Linked DNA regions of Homo sapiens: region 1 is linked to region 2. A link is an interaction called in ENCODE POLR2A ChIA-PET data of the cell type or tissue named here. Cell type or tissue: OCI-LY7. All regions are shown on one strand. Links, peaks and the distances in the headings refer to the core of each region. The heading gives the core; the rest is flanking DNA.

Region 1 (8,342 bases), core at 175-8,174, 1.5 Mb after region 2:
TGTAGCTCAATATGACAACTGCCAAACTTGAAAATGATCATAGACACACTTTTCATTAGTATAATTTTTGGGTTTTTTTTTTCTTAAGTAACCTCAAATTTTTCTCAATTAACATGTATTACTTTTGTAGTCAGAAAAGATAGTAAACGTTATTTTAAAAATCCTGGCCGGGCGCAGTGGCTCATGCCTGTAACCCAGCACTTTGGGAGGCTGAGGCGGGCAGATCACAAGGTCAAGAGATCGACACCATCCTGACCAACATGGTGAAACCCCATCTCTACTAAAAATACAAAAATTAGCCAGGCAACAGAGTGAGACTCTGTCTCAAAAAAAAAAAAAAAGTCCTTACCAGAATAATTTGGTTGTATGTTATTGCACAGGATAAACAATCTATGTGTTCTTCCTCCACTTGCTCATTTTTATAATCTATGTTTAATCAAGTTAGCTATTTCATTTCTTCCTTCATTAAATACTCTCTTTCCCTTTACTTTTGTTTGGTTTTTAAGACAACTATTTTAAAATATTCTGTATTTAATGGCAAGTCTCAGTAATTAAAATTTCCTGCAATCTTTAAAAAAATCCCCATTATTTTCTTAGCTGTCATTCATTGACAATCATAGTCAGTGGATCTCAATATTTTCCTAAGACATCATGATTAACAGGAATACCTAATATTCTCCATTTGATTGATGGAACTAAGGTTGGAGAGTTCTCTTTTTAGAAGAAAATTGTCTAAGAGAATATATGAAAGTCTACTATGAATCTTTTTTGGTAAATAACGTTTCAGAGGTTGTACTTTTATTCATTACCTGACATGACCCTTCAGCTAACATAGAATTTTTTTGTGTTGTGTAATTTTGCCCAATTATTTTCATTCCAGTAACTGTCAGAATGAAAATCTCCAGACTTATTATCACATTCTGCAGCCTAGTCCACAGTTGATTGGGCATCTAGACTTCTCCCTGATGGATTCTAGCCAAGTCAAGCCCAGGAGACTCTTTCTACTTAAGAGTTTCCCCTGCCTGGCTCTGACCTTACTTCTGCCATAGAAAGACTGAAATAGAGAAAACAGAAATCAGCTGTTTAGAGAAATCTTGACATAAGTAGTCAAAGAAATAATACCAGTTTGCATATCTCATCTAATTCTAATAAGAAAAAGAAATAATGTCAGATCAAGGAAATTCAATGACCTTATTTAATGTAGTAAAGACAACTCAAACCCAACTGGAGAAAAACAGTCACATATGCAAATGATTCCAATTTAAAGCAGATTATAATGAATATCATTAGTGAAGCACAATGAAATATAAACACTCGGGACAGGTAAGGATTAGTTCCATGTAGTAGGAGAGAGGAAGGACAAGTCTTAGGAATAGGCAGCATTTTACTGGGTCTTGAAACAAATAATCTCTTGAAACTTCCTCAATTGATGGCACTTCAGCAATATTTATCAAAATTGTAAATGCATATATTCACTTTGTCTCACAATTTCACTTCTGGAAATCTATCTCACAGATATACTTGCATTTGTGCAAAAATAGTGGATGTACAAAGTCAGTCACTACCATCAGTGTTTGTGACAGCAAAAGATTTTGTGCAACCTAAATGTCTGCCAATAGGAGACACTGATTAAATAAATTATAGTATGCCCAAATAATGGAATACACTCTGAAGCTGCAAAAAAAAAAAGGGGTCGGGCCAGGCACAGTAGTTCATGGCTATAATTCCAGAATTTGGGGAGTGTAAGGCAGGAGGCTCACTTGAGGCCAGGAGTTCAAGACCAACCTGGGCAACATCATAGTGAGACCCCCGTCTCTAAAAAAAAAAGAATTAAAGAATTAGCTGGGCATGGTGGCACACACCTATAGCCCCAGCTACCAGCTACTTGGGAGGCTGAGATGGGAGAATCCCCCAGCTATTTAGGAGGATGTGGCAGGAGGACTGCTGAGCCATGGCTGTAGTGAGCTGAGATCGTGCCACTCCACTCCAGCTTGGGTAACAGAGTGAGACTTTGTCTAAAAGAAAAAAAAAAAGAATGAGGAAGTTCTATATACTAACATGGAAAGATCGTCTACATACACTGACAAGTGAAAAAAAGAAAGGTATAGAATGTATATCATGCTACCTTTTGAATCAAAAAGGGAAAATTAAGAATGTTCATTTGTATTTATTGTATGTGAATAAAGAAATTCTGGAAGAATATATTAAAGAAACTAATAACAGTACAGCTACCTAAAGGTGAATGTAGGGAGCAGGGGGAAGAATCAGAGACAGTATAGGAAATGAGTAGATTTGGAATAGGCAGAGGTGAAATGGAGATTTATTTCACTGTTAACTTTTTAATTTATTTTCAAGTCAGGTTTAATTTGCTTTACTTTTAATTATTGAGGTATCATTTACTTACAGTAAAATTCATACTTTATGTATACAGTTCTATGAGTTTTGACTGACATAAAGTCATATAACTACCATCACAACTAAGATATCAAATATTTCCATCACTCCAGTAAGTTTCCTTAATGCCCCTTTGAGTCAATCCCTCCCACCCCTAGTCTCTGACAACCAATGATTTCTGTCCCTTGTCAGCACTTAGCATTGTCTGGTTTTTGTTTTAACCATTCTAACTGGTAGGCAGTGGTATCTTGCCAGGGTTTTTGTTTTTTGTTTTTTTTTTGTTTTTTTTTTTGAGACAGAGTCTCACTCTGTCTCCAGGCTGGAGTGCGGTGGCGTGATCTTGGCTCACTGCAAGCTCCACCTCCCGGGTTCACCCCATTCTCCTGCCTCAGCCTCCCAAGTAGCTGGGACTACAGGGTGCCCGCCACCACACCCAGCTAATTTTTTGTATTTTTAGTAGAGACGGAGTTCCACCGTGTTAGCCAGGATGGTCTCAATCTTCTGATCTCGTGATCTGCCTGCCTTGGCCTCCCAAAGTGCTGGGATTACAGGTGTGAGCCACCATGCCCAGCCTCTTGCCAGGGTTTTAATTTGCATTTCCCTAATAACTAATGATATTGACCATCTCTTAACATGCTTATTTGCCATTTGTATCTCTTCTTTGATAAAATGTCTATTCAAATCTTTAGTCCATTTTTATTGTGTTGTTTTCTTTTTATTGAGTTGTATGAGTTGTTTACAGATCTTGGATATAAAACCTTTATCAGATGTGCGTTCTGCAAATATTTTTCCCCATCTGTGACTTGTCTTTTCATTTGCTTAACAATGTCTTTCAAAGAGTATAAGTGTTTAGTTTTGATATATTTTTAATTCTTTAATTTCTGCATCACATGAATATATTATCTATTTGAAATTTATATTTAAAAACATTTTGAAAGAAAAAGAAAGTAAAAAAGTGAAAGTATTTAACAATCTATGAGCATATTTTATTTGATACCTAGATATTCAAATGAAAACAAAAAAGAAAAAATAAACCGGGCCTTGAAGGGCTGACAGAATTACAACAGAAAAAATGAGATGCATTTTAAGTAAAAAGAACATAGTGAACAATGCAAAGAGGGAGGAAAGTACTGTTGGTGTTAGAGAAACAAATCTGATATGACTGCAGCAGACCATGAGAGAAAAAAAAACAGAAAAATAGGTTGAAGTCAGATTAAGGAAGGACTTAAATGTCAAATTAAGGTCTTCTTTAATTTGGCTTATAACAGTAGGTAATTGGAATTCATAAAATATTTTTAAGCTGGAAAGTAACAATTGAGAAAATGCTCTGGATGGATGTTGACTCTGGTGGAAGTATAACAGATAGCCTGAAAGGAGAAGACAGAGAGATGAGTGAGGAAACTATTTTAACAATTAAAACAAGAAACAACAAAATTAGTACAAGGACAGAAGCAGTGTGAATGTAAAGGAGGGAATGTATGTTAGAGATGGGATGAACTCCTAGGAGAATAAATCAAGAAAGAAGAGAATGACTCTAGGAATGAGCCCTGGCCTATTGCTAACAAAAGGGAAAGGATCAGGGGAAAAAATTCAAGGAGAACTATGTAATACAACTACTCCCAATGGAATTAAGAAAATATCTCAAATTCAGCTAAATTCTGAAATACTAACAGAGAAAAAAGACTTTAAACATTTTTCTTATGTAAGTTACTACAATCCTAGGCACTGGAAGTTTCAGGTGAATGGTTAGGAAGGGAGCAACGAGAAAACATGTCACTCCAAGAGCTTAGACACAAAGGGCCAGTGTGAGATGCCAGCTGAAGGGCTGAAACTGGGGAATGCCTTAAAAGCAGGATACATACAAAAAATGAACAGGCAGATTCAAATCATTAGGTAAACAGAAGTTCAACTATGAAATTATGAATCAAAGTGTTGCATATATATATATAGTTTAGGACTTCTTTGCCCCTCACAACCCTACTTAATGTAACTAATACATCTTAAAGGTGATAAAGAGTAGAGGCTGTCAAAACCAACTTCGTAAACACCACACTGGTATAACAGATACACTCCATCATTCCCTCTGTAATGCCTTCTGACTGATGGTCCTATACCACAAGATTGGTAAATAAATATACATTTATGTTTTGAGGAAGTTCTTTCGTGGTGATAGAATAGTTTTGTATCTGGATTATGGTGTTGATGTCTTAGTCCATTTGTACTGCTACAAAACAAGCTTGCCCAACATGTGGCCCAGGATGGCTTTGAACACAACACAACACAAATTCACAAACTTTCCTAAACATTATTTTTTTTGTGTGATTTTTTTTTTTTTTAGCTCATCAGCTATTGTTAGTATATTTTATGTGTGGCCCAAGACAATTCTTCTTCTTCCAATGTGGCCCAGGGAAGCCAAAAGATTGGGCATCCTTGCTATAAAGGAATACCTGAGGCTGAAAATTTATAAAGAAGAGGTCTGTTTGGTTCGCAGTTCTGCATGCAGGTTGTACAAGAAACATGGCACCAGCATCTGCTTCTGGTGAGGGCTTCAGGCTGCTTCCATTCATGGTAGAAGGCAAAGCAGAGGAGGCATGTGCAGAGGTCACATGGTGTGAAAGGAAGCAAGAAGGTGGGGGAAGGTGCCAGGCTCTTTTTAACAATCAGCTCTCATAAGAACTAACAGAGTGAGAACTCACGACCCCTCCGCTCCCAAGGGAGGGGAGTGATCTATTCATGCGTGATCCATCCCACGACCCAAACCCTGCCCATTAGGCCTCACTTCCAGCACTGGAATCAAATTTCAACATCAGATTTGGATGGGACAAATATTCAAACTATAGCAGTTGGTTATATGAATCTATACATGTGATAAAATTTCATATACCACCCCTCCCCCACCAAAACGTGCATGTTGAACCTGGTAAAATCTAAGTCTGTACTTGAGTTAATAATATTATACCAACATCAATTTCCCAGTTTTGACAATGTACTATGATTATGTAAGGTATTATCACTGGAGGAAGCTGGATGAAGGTACACGGTAACTGTACTATTTTTGTAACTTCTTATGAGTCTTAACTACTTGAAAACAAAAAGACTTAGAAAACAAAGAAAAATATAAAAAATGCTTAAAGTAATATGTCATGATTCTTCATCCTTAATGAATCTTTTCAATTAACAGACCAACTACTATTACATATTGATCAGCCAACAGGGTATTTACTGTGATAATAAAACAGTATCTGTTATGATGAGAACTCGTAGACACAAAGGGAACGATGTACACTGGGGACTACTTCAGGATGGAGGGTGGGAGGAAAGAAAGGAGCAGAAAAAATAACTATTGGGTACTAGGCTTAGTAACCAGGTGATGAAATACTCTATATAACAAACCCTCATGGCATGAGTTTACCTATATAACAAACTTGCACAGGTGCCCCAAACCCAAAATAGAAATGAAAAATAATAATAAAAAATGACAACAATATACATCAAATCAGGGGAAAAAGCAAATAATAATAATAATAAAATAATAAAAAAGCAGAGGAGGCCAGGTACGGTGGCTCACACCTGTAATTTTAGAACTTTGAGAAGCTGAGGCAGGAAGATCACCTGAGCCCAGTAGTTTGAGGCTACAATGGGTTTGATTTTACCACTGCACTCCCGCCTGTGCAACAGAACAAGACCCTGTCTCTTTAAATAATAATAATAAATGTAAAAAGCAGAGGGAAAGGAATATGAGAGGGAAGAGGGAGAGAGGCACTGGATAAAAAAATTAGAAGTAGATTGGGTTAAATTTATAAGCTAAACATGAAGGCCTGTCATGGCAGCTATCTGCATCTGCTCCCTAACTCCAAAACAAGTACCCTCAAGATCTGCAGAAGAGAGAAGAAAGAAAACAAAGAAATTAGTTAACACAAAATATAGAATGGAGAGTATGTCAAGGGCTGCACTGGGTAATATGATAGCCACTTAAAATTAATTGAATTTAAAATTCAGTTCCTGGGCCTGAGTTCAGGTGTGGTGGCTCATGCCTGTAATCCCAGCACTTCAGGAGGCCAAAGAGGGTGGATCCCTTGAGGTGAGGAGTTCAAGACCAGCCTGGCCAACATGGTGAAACCCCATGTCTACTAAAAACGCAAAAAGAAATTAGCTGGGTGTGGTGGCGGGCGCCTGTAGTCCCAGCTACTGGGGAGGCTGAGGCAAGAGAATCACTTGAACCTAGGAGGCGGAGGTAGCAGTGAGTCGAGATGGCGCCATCGCACTCTGGCCTGGGCGACAGAGCGAGACTCCATCTCGAAAAAATAAAATAAAATAAAATAAAATTCAGTTCCTCATTTGCTCTGGCTACAATCCAAGTGCTCTATAGCCACATGTAGCTAGTGGCTACCATATAAGACAGTACAGATACAGAACATTGCTATCATCATAGTAAGCTGTATTTGTCAGTGCTGCTTGAGGAAGAAAAAGGGATATGATCAGGAAAGGACCCACAGCATGCTTCTAAGACGGTAACATGCCATTTCTTAACCTAGATGGAGGCCAGTGATGTTTTGTTATTCTTCCTTAATTTTTTAATGTTTTTTACACTCTTTTGGAATATATATATATATAGCAAGACAAAATAAACAAAATCAAAATACAGATTTCTGCAGATAACATGACGGTATACTTAGACAGTCCAAACAACCAATTCAAGTTTCCTAGCAATAAATAAATAATTGTACATATGAAACAAATCTACAATGGGAACTTTTGATTTTACATTAGTAGAATATGAGAAAATTATTTCAACCACAATCCAAAAAAGTATGACATTAACTTTTATTTTTATATTTATTTTTTATTTTAGATTTATTATTAATTTCATCAAACCAAAACTTTAAAGAAGGAGACAGATCCCAAAACAGACAGGAGCTGAGACCAAATAAGACTTGGTCTCATTTGAATCCCATAAGGAGACCAAATAAGTCCATTTACGATATTGACAGAGTGACATCAATGCCTTACGGTTTTATTGCTAAATTAAGTTTGGCCTAAAACTGCCTCTGTACATGTTTTATGGCTGGCCTACAGGTACTGATGGTAACCTAACTTGATGTGTAAATAGACTGTAAACTACTCTTGTAACAAATAGCCAAGTCTCAGCCAACCACATCAGCCAACTGTTCAAAACAGATTCAAATAAAGCAAATGCCCAGCTATAACCAATCCAGCTGTTTCTGTACCTCAAATTTTCTGTACTCATTTTACTTTTTATGTTCAGACATGTTATCTGACCATGTGACAGCCCCGGAGTCATTCTGAACCTATTCTTATTCTCGGGGCTACCTGATTCATGAATCATTCTTTGCTCAACTAAACTCTGTTCAATTTAGTTTGCCTAATGTTTTCTTTTTAACAAACCTAAAAGCCCTATCAAAAATAGAGGTTGTGGTAAAGGGAACTGGGAGGAAATTCACTGAACATACAGCTTAGAGAATAGCTGGGCAGGAGAGAACTAGGGGGAAAAGATAGCTGAAGGACCTGACGTCAGAACAATGATCAAACACTGACTTCAGAAATGATTCCATTTTAGAAGCCACAATTTGATTAAATTAGTCAAGGTATTTATGCCCCCAAGATATTGTCATAAACAATAAAGTAACTGGCTTGCAATTAGTGAAGTTCAACAGCTGGATGTGGCCAAGGAAAGAGCAGAAGTGAGCCTTACTGGTACCACTACCATCACAGTGTAATTGTGGTCATACCCAAAGACGCACCACCCTGAAGAGCAACAGCAGAGTCTTAATACTGTGTGTATGGTTGGCAGGGAGGGAGGAAGAACGGAATAGATTTCACTAAAATGATCCTGTCGGACACTAAACAAAAAATAACAACAAGCCCTAGAAGGGGGAGACCAGTACCCAGAGTTGCTGTAATATATTACCTAAAATGCCCAGTTTCCA
Region 2 (8,342 bases), core at 254-8,253:
TAGCAAAGTGTTTTAATCCACGGTTGTGCCTTATTGTTCCATTAAAATTGTATCTTCGATCCATCAATAAATACTTGTGGTTGAAACAAAATAACTTTTGTCCATTTTACAAGAATTTTATGTAACTTAGTCCCTTCAAGTTTGAAATCACAGTGTCTCCCTTACTCAAGTTTATGTCTGTACGGTCAGCTGCAGTCTACTCTGCTGCTGCCTGGATATATGAAGTGGAAACATTCATCGAGGGGCCAGCACTTTTGGCTTCGACATGGTTTTGTCAGCCGTGGCCACTTCCCATTCATTCCAGCTAAGACGCAATTTCTATTCTTGACTCCCTGACTCCTTAAATGTAGAAAAAGCCTAAAAATCCAGTATATGTCCATTCCTTAAATTGCCCACCTCCTCATTCATGTGCAGCCTCAGCGGTGACATACTCTGGTTTTACATGGCTTTTTCTTTGCATTTCTTTTTTGAGATGGAGTCTCACTCTTGCCCAGGCTGGAGTGTAATGGCACAGTCTTGGCTCACTGCAACCTCCGCCTCCCAGGTTCAAGCAATTCTCCTGCCTCAGCCTCCTGAGTAGCTGGGATTACAGGCACGTGCCACCACACCTGGCTAATTTTTGTATTTTTGGTAGAGATTGGGGTTTCACCATGTTGGCCAGGCTGGTCTTGAACTCCTGACCTCAGCTGATCCACCCGCCTCAGCCTCCCAAAGTGCTGGGATTACAGCCACCGTGCCAGGCCAGGAATCTGCATTTCTAAGAATCCACCCAGATGACAGCCCTCTTGGTGTTTGGCAAGCACAGTGGACCTACACTGCCTACGCTGGGCCTCGCTTGTCATAACCCCGAAGAGGAGCCACCCCACGTATACCCTCCCTGCTGTCACGTGTCCGTGTGAAGAGACCACCAAACAGGCTTTGTGTGAACAACAAGCCTGTTTATTTCACCTGGGTGCAGGTGGGATGAGTCGGAAAAGAGAGTTCAGCAAAGGGTGGTGGATTATCATTAGTTCTTACAGGTTTTGGGATAGGCGGTGGAGTTAGGAGCAATGTTTTGTGGGCAGGGGGTGGATCTCACAAAGTACATTCTCAAGGGTGGGGAGAATTACAAAGAACCTTCTTAAGGGTGGGGAGATTACAAAGTACATTGATCAGTTAGGGTGGGGCAGAAACAAATCACAATGGTGAATGTCATCAGTTAAGGCTATTTTCACTTCTTTGTGGATCTTCAGTTGCTTCAGGCCATCTGGATGTATACGTGCAGGTCACAGGGGATATGATGGCTTAGCTTGGGCTCAGAGGCCTGACACCTGCCCCTCTGGGAAATGATGCAGAAGAAAGGATGCCCTACAGTTGGGTGTAGCAAACAACAAAACTGCCAGTTACAGCAGGTTTCCTCTATGCAGGAGGGCCTTCAGAAAAGTGACGAATCCTTCTCTCCTGTATTGACCAAAGCTGTAAACAGCCGGACAACGTTTGGGCCCTTTAAGAGTCAAAGACAGAGACAAACTGGAAGCATTAAATTTTTTCCCTAGGTGTTGTGCTACCCCTGGATTAAAAGCCTGGGCGCGGTGGCTCATGCCTGTAATCCCAGCACTTCGGGAGACCGAGGCGGGTGGATCACCTGAGGTCAGGAGTTCGACACCAGTCTGGCCAACGTAGTGAAATCTCGTCTCTACTAAAAATACAAAAATTAGCTGGGTGTGGTGGCATGCGCCTGTAGTCCCAGCTACTTGAGGGGCTGAGGCAGGAGAATCGTTTAAACCCGGGAGGCGGAGGTTGCAGTGAGTCAAGATCGCGCCACTGCACTCCAGCTTGGGCGACAGTGAGAGACTCTGTCTCAAAAAACAAAACAAAACAAAAACCCTCGGGCCTGAGAATGAAATTATTAGTACTACAGTTTAACCTAACAGTGGCTTAAAATAGTCACGCGGCCTAGCCACACTATCTTACCACGTGGTACAGCTTCTACGGCGGAAATTTTACATTCTTAATAATTGAATTACAAAAGCATTTCTCCCTGTTACCTCAATTCTGGGACCCAATCCGGATCGAAAGAGTGGGGCGAGTGCTATTGATTGACGTGCATTCCAACCAACCTACGACGCAAGGAGAGCGCGCGCGAGCAAGACGATGCCCAATAAACACTCAGCCCCAGCGGCGGGGGCGGGGCTTGTGGGAACGGCCCACCGCAGGGTTGGCCACCTTGAGAAGCTGCGAAGATGGCGGAGTAAGGCGTGCCGCTGCAAACTGGCCTCTGGGCCGGGGGCGAGCAGCCCCCGGGAGGCCGAGTGCATCTGTTGGACCGTGCGAGGTGAGCCGAGAAGGCCAGTGACGGTGGGACGAGCAGGCGCCGAGGAGGTGGCGTGGCCCAGACGGGCCGGGTACGGAAGCGCGCAGGAACCTGCGAGTTGCGGGCAGCCGGCCTCGGCCTCGGCTGGGCGGGGGTTCCAACCTCGGCGGCTCCAGGGCAGCCGTCACCCGCCTTCTGGGTGTGTTGCACGGCCCACCCCTCAGCCCGTCTCGGTCCTTCCCAGTGCCGTGCCTTTAGCCACCTTTGTGCTTTCTGCTTGCACCCACACGGGGCTGTATCTGGCAGCCGCTGCTTCTGCCATCGATTTATTTTTCGAAGAATATCTTTGTTTTATTGATTTACTTATACCCCTCGCCTTAGGACTTCGTTCCCCCTCTTTGCCCGTCAGCGGTATCAGTTGAGGCCTGTTGTGGCTCTGAGTATTTTGTGTCCCCAGCCCGTTGACCTTGAGACTTGTAACAGGTTTCCCTTGGGAATTGCATTCGGGTGTGTTTATCGCGGACACCCTGGTGCAACTTTTACTAAAGCCGTCCGCTCCCACTCCCACCTCCCAAACTTTTATGATCTGAGTAAGCGGTTCTGGCACTGATGTCCTGATAACGTTCTAATGGCGCATTAATTTTGGCTGATGCCAGGGTCTTGATAGAATTCACCGTTTTTGGTTTCCGACCCAGAAGTACAGGAGTTCAGTGTACAATATTGTTTTTATAGAGACAGAATGATAGGGAAATGTTATTAGAACGTAGTTTGTGTAAAGTGGTGGGGTTGCACAGTGTCAACACTGAGGCATTTGGTATTCTGTTCTCCTTTAACCGAACGGGTTGTCTCTTTTGGTAATTTGGATTGTTGTAACCTTACCCTCATCCGGTCTCTCAGGTAAGATTCTAGGAAAGTTCCTGTTACTAGGTTTCTGAATTGGTGTGGCCTGTTTAAAACTGGCACATTAGTTAAGTTCCAACGGACACACCATTAGACAAATGAATGTTTTTGGGTATGCTCTTTGTTGGCCCTGGATTTGCTAGAGCTGAAAAATAATACAGAAGGACTTTTATATGAGACCTTTTTTGTCGCTCTGTCAGTTTATTTTTTGTTTTTTTGTCTTTGTCTCATCCAGGAGAAGAAAAAAAATATCGGCCAGAGGAGAGGAACTAACCGAACATTCTTCCTCCCTACCTTATAGAGGGGAGTGGTCATCTACACTAAAGCAAAGTGTTAGGCGCGTCCGTGCGAAGAGACCACCAAACAGGCTTTGTGTGAGTAATAAAGCTATTTATTTCACCTGGGTGCAGGCGGGCTGAGTCCAAAAAGGAGTCAGCAAAGGGAGTTAGGGGTGGGCAGTTTTATAGGATTTGGGTAGGTAGTGGAAAATTACAGTCAAAGGGGGTTGTGTTCTTGCGGGCAGGGGTGGGGGTCACAAGGTGCTCAGTGGGGGTGCTTCTGAGCCAGGAGATGGAATTTCACAAGGTAATGTCATCAGTCAAGGCAGGAACTGGCCATTTTCACTTCTTTTGTGATTCTTCTGTTGCTTCAGACCATCTGGATATATACGTGCAGGCTTGGGCTCAGAGGCCTGACACAAAGGTCTTAAGTAGGGGTCCATAAACTACTGGAAATTTTATGCACAATTATACATTTTTGTGGGAAGAAGAAGGTCCATAGTATCAGATTCTCAAAGAGGACACTGTTTCATAAAAGCTTGAGAACCACTGCTCCAAGACTTGACATCTTTTTAAAATTAATGCCAGTGCAGGTAGAGAGTAACTGCTTTCTTACTGTTCCTTTTGAATAGTTTATGATATTGATTTTTTTTTAACAATAGCTTGTCTGTTTGAGTAATATTGTATACTAAAATTACTAGCACCAGTGAGGGCCATATCCTTAATGTTCTTTTTCTTTTTAGGTTCCTTATCACAGGAAGAAAATTTTCCTTGACCTTTAGGTGCTTTTATATTCATCTCAAAAACAAAATTCTGAACTCAGGACTTGGCAAGTAAGTAATTGTGGGCTAATCGTTCCAAATACTGTTTAAGTAGCTTGAAAACAGGTACATAGAAGTGGAACAATAAGCCGTTAGCTTCAGCAGAAGACGAACATGAAAAATGACTGTAAGCTATTGAAATTTAAGTTAAATCTTTTATTTTTCAACAAAAGAAATGTATTAAATAAAAAGGAGTAATCTTGATCATTTGCTCAAACTACCAATAATTTTCACTGTCTAAAGAAAACAGACACATATTTAATTAGATTGAAGGAAATCAAATGATTAAAAAATAGGCCTGGCCCGGTGGCTCACGCCTGTAATCCCAGCAGTTTGGGAGGCCGAGGTGGGCAGATACTTGAGGTCAGGAGTTTGAGACCAGCCTGGGCAACATGGGGGAACCCTATCTCTACAAAAAATACAAAAATTAAGCAGGTGTGGTGGCACGCGCCTGTAATCCCAGCTACTTGGGAGACTGAGGCAGGAGAATTGCTTGAACTTGGGAGGCGGAGGCTGCAGCGAGCCGAGATTGCGCCACTGCGCTCCATCCTGGGCCACAGAGACAGACTCCATCTCACCCAAAAATAACGATTAAAAAAAAATGTTACTGGGTGGTTTTATTTAAATAAATTTTGTGTATATTTCAGGTATACAACATGATGTTTTGGGATGCATATAGATAGTAAAAAGGTTTCTACAGTGAAGTAAATTAACATCCATTGTCTCACATAGCTATTTTGTTTTTGTGGCAACAGCTAAAATCTCATTTAGCATGGATCCTGTTTACAGTATAATTTTATTACCTATAGTTGTCATGTTGTACATTAGATCGTTAGACTTGTTCAGCCTACGTACCTGTTCCTTTATATTCTCTGACCTATATCTCTTCCTTTACTAACTCCCACATCACTGTTTTGTTCTCTAACTCTGTATATTTGATTTTTTAAAAAAATTTCACATGTAAATGAGATTGTGCAATGTTTTTCTTTCAGTCCTCCTGACTCATCTATGCTGTGACAAATGGCAAAATATTTTGTTTTTTTTTTTTTTTGAGACAGTCTTGCTGTCTTAGCACTTGCTCTGTCACTGCACTCAGGCTGGAGTGCAGTGGTGCTATCTCAGCTCACTGCAACCTCTGCCTCCCTAATTCAAGCGATTCTTTTGCCTCTGCCTCCCAAGTAGCCAGGATTACAGGTGTGCGCCACCACGCCTGGTTAATTTTTATATTTTTTTAGTAGAGACAGGATTTCACCATTTTGGCCAGGCTGGTCTCAAACTCTTGACTTAATCCCAAAGTGCTGGGATTACAGGCATATGCCACTGCGCCTGGCCAAGATCTCATTCTTTTTTAGGGCTGAGTAACATATGCCATCATATATATGCACTGTAGTTTCTACAGTTTATCCATTCATCCATTGATGATGGACAGTTAGGTTTTTTCTGTATCTTGGCTATTGTGAATAATGTTCCACTGAACATAGGAGTGCAGACATCTTTATGAAGTGATTTCATGTTTTTTGGTTATATGCCCAGAAGAGGGAGTGCTGGGTTATGTGGTGGTTCCATTTTTAATTTCTTTAGAAACCTCCCAGCTGGGCGCGGTGGCTCATGCCTGTAATCCTGGCTACTCAGGAGGCTGTGGCAGGAGTATCGCTTGAACCTGGGAGGCGGAGGTTGCCATGAGCCAAGATCGCGCCACTGCACTCCAGCCTGGGCTACAGAGTGAGATTCCGTCTCAAAAAAAAATTTCCATACTGTTTTTCCATAGTGGCTGTTCTGATCTACACTCCCGCGAACAGTTAATAATAATTCATTCTTCTCTTAAACGAGGCAAATTTTGGAATATATTTATTTAATTTTTTTTTTGAGACAGAGTTTTGCTCTTGTCGCCCAGGCTGAAGTGCAATGGCGCAATCTCAGCTCACTGCAACCTCCGCCTCCCGGGTTCAAGCGATTCTCCTGCCTCAGCCTCCTGAGTAGCTGACATTATAGGCACCTGCCACCACGCCCAGCTAATTTTTGTATTTTTAGTAGAGATGGGGTTTCACCATATTGGGCAGGCTCGTCTTGAACTCCTGACCTCGTGATCCGCCCACCTTAGCCTCCCAAAATGCTGAGATTGGAGGTGTGAGCCACCGCGCCTGGCCAGTGTGTCCTTTCTTAATTGACAGTGACATTATATCTGCAAAATAGGCTTCATACCTACTGTGTTAGTTTTAGTTTCCTAGGCCTGCTGTAACAAAGCACCACAAATTGGGTAGCTTAGAATAACAGAAATTGTTTGATAGTTATAAATAAAGGTCAGATGTCTAAAACCAAAGTGTTGGCAGGGCCGTCCCTCTGAAGGCACTGAAAAAAAAATTTCCAGTCCTTCTAATTTCTTGTGGTTCCTTAACTTGTGGCAGCATAACTCCAGTCTTCACATGAAGTTCTTCCTGTGTGTGTATCTGAGTCCTAATATAAGGAGACTAGTCATATTGGATTGGGGTCCATCCTGCTCTGTTAATGACCTCATCTTAGCTGCTGACATCTGTAATGACTCTATTACCAAATAAGGTCACAGTATGAGGTAGTAGGGGCTAGGACTTTTAACATACGAATATTGGGAGGACACAGTTCAACCCATTAACACCTACTTATACCTTGATTAATTATATGAAAACCATTCAGTGTACAACTGCTTCAAGGATTGAAACCTTGTATGTAGTCCCAGCTACTCTGGAAACTGAGGTAGTAGGATTGCTTGAGGCCTGAAGTTCAAGGCTGCAGTATGCTGATTGTGCCTGTGAATAGCCACTGCACCCCAGCTTGGGCAGCATCAGAATTATAGAGACAGAAAGTAGAATGATGGTTGCCAGGGGTTGCAGGAAGGGCAGCGAGAGGGAATTACTGTGTAATGTGTACAAGGTTTCAGTTTGGGAAGAAGAAATGAGTCCTGGAGATGGATTACGGTGATGGTTGCACAGCAGTATGAATGTACTTAATACTACTGAATTGTATACTCGAAAGGGTTAATATGGTGAATTTTATGTGTATTTTATCACAATAAAAACATTGAAAAATAAAACAATCTTTGTATGTATATGTATATATGTGTGTGTATATATGATATATATGATTGATATATATATATCAGTAGTAAGAAAGGGAATAAAAACTGATGAGGCAAAATGCCCTTTAGAGTGAAGAAGGCCTTACCACTTGGATTTACAACTTTAAGTCCAAGTAGACAATAATAGAAACTTGACATTGGTATAGCACAATATTTATAGTAATCTAAATATCCATCTGTAGGCTGGGTGTGTTAGCTCACACCTGTAATCCCAGCACTTTGGGAAGCCAAGGCGGGTGGGTTCTTTGAGGTCAGGAGTTAGAGATGAGCCTGGCCAACATGGTGAAACTGTGTCTTTACTAAAAATACAAAAATTAGTCGGGCATAGTGGTAAGTGCCTGTAGTCTCAGCTACTCTGGAGGCTGAGGCAGGAGAATTGCTTGAACCTGGGAGATAGAGGTTGCAGTGAGCTGAGATTGCACCACTGCCTGGGCAACAAAGCAACACTGTCTCAGGGGGAAAAAAAAAAAAAATATATATATATATATATATATATATATATATATATATATATATATATATATATGGTGTAGAGAACTGATGTAAATAAAGTACATCAAAGGTAGTACTTTACTTACAGACTGGTACTTTGTCCTGATATGGAATGATCTCTAAGATACATTAACAGAAAAAGCAAGGTACAGAACAATATATAGTGTGCTTTCATTTGTGGGAAATGTCTCTAGAGATGTTTTGTAGCCATAGAATATTCCTAAAAGGATATGCAAGAAACACTGTTTACCCTATTTTACCTTATCTCGTGCATATATTTATTCAAATAAATAATTTAGAATTTTCAAAGAAAGGAAGCACTGAATAAATATTTGATAAATGACAACTTAAATTTTTGCTCAAGCAACAGTTTTACATCGATATAGTATATCCCTATCTAGGGGGCAGAAATTGAGCACCTAGCCCAGCAAGTTTTTTTGTTGTTG

What was found. ChIA-PET counts read pairs that join two places held together with the same protein. Peaks named below come from ENCODE experiments on the same cell type or tissue, not always from the same donor. Only the 100,000 strongest peaks of a DNase experiment are listed, where the experiment ranks them.
Region 1: POLR2A ChIA-PET joins it to region 2 with 10 read pairs; 2 of 35 experiments call an interaction of 5 or more read pairs at or near these places.

What each region holds. Positions count from the first base shown.
Region 1 is chr15:42,819,023-42,827,364 of GRCh38, forward strand. The region is part of intron 6 of TTBK2 (tau tubulin kinase 2); the gene reads right to left. Among named protein-coding and RNA genes, the nearest start is that of TTBK2-AS1, 84 kb to the left of the region's middle. In OCI-LY7, for the core only: no CTCF peak of the experiment used is centred there; no DNase peak of the experiment used is centred there.
Region 2 is chr15:41,281,797-41,290,138 of GRCh38, forward strand. OIP5-AS1 (OIP5 antisense RNA 1) reads left to right here and starts at 901. Exons shown (of 5, transcript NR_152821.1): 1 at 901-922; 2 at 4,215-4,304. CHP1 (calcineurin like EF-hand protein 1) reads left to right here. Exons shown (of 7, transcript NM_007236.5): 7 at 1-91. RefSeq lists enhancers at 1,089-1,830, 3,315-4,054. In OCI-LY7, for the core only: CTCF peaks have their summits at 5,842 and 6,052; DNase peaks (open chromatin) are centred at 1,345, 2,095, 2,775, 3,195 and 2 weaker places; H3K4me3 peaks cover 3,090 bases; H3K27ac peaks cover 3,711 bases.